2 separate regions of the Homo sapiens genome follow, and region 2 is linked to region 1. A link is a contact called in ENCODE Hi-C or POLR2A ChIA-PET data. All regions are on one chromosome and are shown on one strand. Each heading gives the region's core, a stretch centred on a gene start or an enhancer-like site at or near the end of the contact. The rest is flanking DNA. Distances are from core to core; before and after follow the strand shown.

Region 1 (2,519 bases), core at 7-2,506:
TCTATCCTGTCTGCTCTTAATTTTCTATGATTCATTGTCACTAGGCATTCTTCTTTTGGACAATTTTATGAATATTTTTCAGGCTCAGAAAGTTCTGGGGACTGATTGGCAAAATGTAATTGCATCAGGTGGTTTTCTTGTAAAGCAAGAGTTCCGTCACTAGATGGTGCAGTGGTTCTATTTTATTTTTCTCCTTGCTTTTGCCTTGGACATTACCTATGAACTGAAATTAACTGATTGTTACTTTTGGATTCATTTCCATATGATACATTTAATGTTTTTTTTCCAAAAGAAATGCACACCAGAAAATTAAATATGAGAAAAATTAAGGTTTCTTCATGTCATCACTAGCCAATGTAACTTTCCAAAGAATTATTAAGATAGGTTGTTTGCAAATTAGAAACAACCTATCAGGATTGTTTGCAAATTAGAAAATCACTTTAGTTTATGATTTTTGTAAGTCATTAATCTAGACTTTGATTTATATATTTTTCTTAAATTCCAACTCAATGCATAATGGTTTTATCTAATTTATTTATTTTACCTAGTGTATTTTATTTATTATTTAGAGAGAGTCACACTGTGTTTGGTGCCCAGGCTGGTCTCCGACTCCTAGCCTCAAGCAATCCTCCTGCCTCAGCCTCTCAAATAGCTAGGATTACAGATGCAAGCCTTGATATCTTAGTATCTAATTTAGTAGTCTACGCTTTCTTAGTGACATTTAGTTATACAGTTGGTCAACTTGGGGTTACGCACACATAGTGCAATCTGCCTTGTGTCATGAGACTCGGTTTTAAATTCCTGCTCTACCACTTAGTAATTGAACTTGTCCAAGTCATTTAACTTCTGCAACAGTCAGTTCTCACATTAGTAAAATGGAATGACATCTCATGTTGCACGCAGTGAGTGCTTAGAAAATAACCTTTGTCCCATTGCCCTCTTTCAATGTATTGTCTGCACATAGAGGGATGATGTCCTTCCAGCCTTTGCTAGAAGTTTTGGTAATAAGTTCAGGCACTTCTGTTTCAAAGACAGAGCCAGATTCTGTCCTGACAGAGAACAGTGCATTTTTAGGGAGGATTTGTTTTAGATTTAAACTGTCCCGTTGAACCCCGCACTGCTTTTGCAACAAAGCCTGCTGAGGGAAATTTTAGAAACATACCTCAGTGGGAAAGAGCCTAGTTAGAAAGCAGGATGAATAAACTTGCTCAGCTAGCAAATTCCTCGCATTCTCTAAACCAAATATGTACAAGATGAGGAAGCCAAGGCGGCCAGCATAAATGAATCCTGAAAGATGGCCGGGACTTGCCCATCAGCTGTGCACATAGTCACCAACCACTGCAGATCCTGTTGCTAATGAGCTGCTCTGCTTTGTTTACTATGCTACAGAGACAAACTATTTAGTTCAAACTCAGAGAGGGAGGGTTGGTCTTTTCAGCTCCAGAGTTCTGGTTGTAAAAGCGCGAGTTTTGTTTTCCCATAGTGTGGCCTACAGCAGCCATGGGGACACACGTGCCCCTGCACTCAGGGTCTTCAATCAGGACTGAACTTCAGACACCAGATGGCACATGCCTGTAATCTCAGCACTTTGGGAGACCGAGGCAGGCGGATCACTTGAGGTCAGGAGGTCGAGACCAGCTTGGCCAACATGGTGAGACACCCTCTCTATTAAAAATACAAAAAAATTAGCCGGGCATGTTGGCGGGCACATGTAATCCCAGCTACTTGGGAGGCTGAGGAAGGAGAATCGCTTGAACCCGGGAGATGGAAGTTGCAGTAAGCCGAGATGGTACCACTGCACTCCAGCCTGGGCAACAGAGTGAGACTCTGTTGCCAAAAAAGAAAAAAAAAAGAGGACCAAACAGATTTTCATAAAACTACACTTGGCTTACTTTTCGTGGGAATTGGTGTTGGTGGGTGACTCCAAAATGTGTTAAAAGAAGATGCTTGTGCTATCTTTGATGTGGAAAATAGGAGAAGGTACAGAGATGAGTGGGAGATGTAGGGTTGAGGAAACTACAATTTTGAGAGACTCATGACTTTTTTTTTTCTTTAAGTTCCGGGATACATGTGCAGAACGTGCATGTTTGTTACATAGGTATACGTGTGCCATGGTGGTTTGCTGCACCTATTTATTCATCCTCTAGATTCCCTTCCCTTGCCCCCCACCCACCAGCAGGTCCTGGTGTATGTCGTTCCCCTCCCTGTGTCCATGTGTTCTCATTATTCAACTCCCACTTATGAGTGAGAACATGTGGTGTTTGGGTTTCTGTTCCTGTGTTACTTTGCTGTGGGTGATGGCTTCCAGCTTCATCATGTCCCTGCAAAGGACATGATCTCATTCCTTTTTATGGCTGCATAGTATTCCATGGTGTATATGTACCACATTTTCTTTATCCAGTCTATCATTGATGGGCATTTGGGTTGGTTCCATGTCTTTGCTATTGTAAATAGTGCTGCAGTAAACATATGTGCATGTGTCTTTATAGTAGAATGATTTATATTTCTTTGGATATATA
Region 2 (2,519 bases), core at 14-2,513, 46 kb after region 1:
TTTTGAGGTGCTTTCATACTACAGAGGCATGAACAGACAGCTGCTGTACGGAGTGTTGACAGAAGAAAGCCAGGTTGGGGAAATCTTTGCCACTAAATGATCAGAAAAAAGGCCAAAAATATATCTTTTAACATGAGTGAAGTCTCTCTGGGAAAACCGCTTTGAAACCTCAAGCTAAGGGTGGATTATCCTGTCCCTGTGGTCCCAGACATCCTGACCCTACTGGTCTCTTCAGACCTGGCTCATTAGAATGACAGCCCCTGCTTTAATGTTCATTCCCCGTGCTCGTCCATGAGCTCCTCGGAGGTACTTAATTTTTATCCTCTCTGTGCCCAAGACCAGGGCTCCCCAGGGTGGCTGCTGAACAGTAGGCCCTAAAACTATTTGCTTAACCCTCTCCATCTCTCTCTTTCTCTCCCCTCTACTCCTTCCTCTCTCTCTTTCCTTCTCTCTCTTCCCACCCCCCCTCCACATACAATTCAAATAGGTGCTTATAAACATGGAGGCTGGGAAGAATTTTAATAGTTTAAGGCTAACTTCTGTGTTCATTAGACAAGAAGATGAAAAGAGAAGAAAGGGGCATTGAGACCCCCTTTTCTTTTCATTTCAGCAGGAGCAGCGTAGCGTGCGCACACGCACACACGCCCTTCTTCTAAAACAGGTGGTTTAGGCAAAAGGCTACTGACAGCCTGGCATCTCTCTGGTGAGGCTGCGATAACTGGGACTTCCTTGTACACGTTCCTCTGTGGGGTGTGGCACAGCATCAGCCTTTGAGTTGCTACTCCTGGGGATTCCTGGCAGTGCGTGACTTTGAGGGAAGTGAGGCGAGGATTCCTGCCCTCTGTTAAGCCATCCTCATTCATGTTCTCCCCTAATCAGAGCTGCATTTCTCTGTGTGTGTTTTTCAGATTTGAGTCCTGCTTTCAAAATATAAATATTCTAACTTAGTTACCCATTCATGCCTTAGCAGGATATTTAAAGGGATAAGATCTTGGAGACCCAGAGGATTGGAGACAGAGAAGGAGGGGAGGCAGCAGCCAATATGCCTGCTCCAAGAGTGCCCAGGACAAGTCCTGAGTGGTGCCTCAGTTTTGTGGGGGCCCAGACTCACACCCCCAAAGCTCCCAGCTCTGGCAGATGCAGCTGTCAGTACAGCCTAGCTGAGAGCAGGCCTGGGCTGGGAGAAGACACTGGAGGTCAACACATGGCTCTTTGTGCACTTTGTTGGCTTCTCTGCTGGACTCAGCTGGACTCAGCTGGAGGTGACGCTTGGTGACCAAATACAGCACCGCGTCTCTGAGTAAGCCCAGCTCAGGAATGCAGGATGAAGGGGGGCTGCTCTCACTTGCCCAGGGAGAGGCCTTGTGGAGGAATCAGTAAGTCAGCAAGTATTTGTTGAGCATCTATTATGTGCCAGGTGTAGGCTAGTCCTTGTGAATAAAGCCACAAATATCATCATTCTCTGTGGGTCCTAGAAACCTCTTAGCTCACAGGATGCCACACAGTCAGCCCCAGGCAGGCAGGCATCACAAGGCATCCCTGGGAGGCTGGGCTGGAGCATGAGAAGCTGAGGTAAGAGGGCTGGAGTTTGAGTAGAGGAAGTGGACACCTGGCCTGCGCTCCTCCCAGGCGGCTCAGGCTCAATGACCTTGCCGCCAAGCATCCGCTGTGCCCAGCTTCCGCAGGTGTCAGATTAACCTGGCTTCTGAATTTTTTTGGATCACAACTCTATACGCTGCCTACTCAGATCTTATTTTCCGCTCACATAATAATAATGTCTCCCAACAATTAAAAAAAACAAACAGAAAAAACCTGAGTCCCAGCGAACTCTGGAAAATCAACCTGTAACAATATACATTAGTTACACCCGGAACTCCATCAGACTGTGAATTTGTCAGTCTATTTTAGGGGCTGCCTACACACCTTATTTCTATTTCTGTAAAATTGGAATCAACCCTGCTCCACAGGATTTTCATGAGGATTAAATGAGATAATTGACTTTAAGCTCAGGGCTTGGAGTATGGTTAGCCCTTGACAGAATGTAGTCAATAAGATAATTAATAATTCTATTTGATAGAGTTACTAATAAAAATTGCTATATTCCCAAGGAGGGCAGAACCGAAGGAGAGGGCCACCCAGAGAATTTCTGAATTGATGTAAGATTTTCTTGATAGAGCCAGATATGACCGGCTTGCCCACTTCAGGGATTTCCAGGGGTACAAAACCAGCTGGCTGCTGAAATGACGCACTTGCAGGCCATTGTTTTCTTATAAGGTGTGTGCAGTTTGAATTGGGGGAGAAAAAGCATTCCTTGTTCATGTTCCGGGAAAACTGAAATAGAGCAGCAGATCTTGATTGTCTGGACAAAGCTCACTCCCTTATCCATTCCCCACACTCCTGACCCCACCCCAGGGAGGAATATCTTCTGAAACCCCCTTTCTTTTAGAAAAAAGGATGGAGGGTTGGAGAGAATCCTGTTAACCCTGGCTTGGAGAGCAGTGGATTCTAGAGGTCCCTGG

Evidence for each region. A loop is a pair of places that touch in the nucleus more often than their neighbours do. ChIA-PET counts read pairs that join two places held with the same protein, here RNA polymerase II (POLR2A). Pooled maps may share reads with other maps.
Region 2: a map of Caco-2 shows a loop between it and region 1 (2.7-fold over the local background). The contact joins two enhancer-like sites. A Hi-C loop is called at or near these places in 4 of 168 maps with a recorded cell type or tissue (Caco-2, PC-9, ascending aorta and 1 more) and 2 of 50 pooled maps. POLR2A ChIA-PET finds 5 or more read pairs at or near these places in 2 of 52 experiments (PC-9 and naive thymus-derived CD4-positive, alpha-beta T cell).

The regions. Positions count from the first base shown.
Region 1 is chr6:11,585,460-11,587,978 of GRCh38, forward strand. No RefSeq gene overlaps it. Among named protein-coding and RNA genes, the nearest start is that of TMEM170B, 49 kb to the left of the region's middle. Within about 2 kb of position 1,257, at least 2 of the 41 ENCODE cell types and tissues checked have a DNase peak (open chromatin) inside an H3K27ac peak, as active enhancers do.
Region 2 is chr6:11,631,682-11,634,200 of GRCh38, forward strand. No RefSeq gene overlaps it. Among named protein-coding and RNA genes, the nearest start is that of TMEM170B, 95 kb to the left of the region's middle. Within about 2 kb of position 1,264, at least 3 of the 41 ENCODE cell types and tissues checked have a DNase peak (open chromatin) inside an H3K27ac peak, as active enhancers do.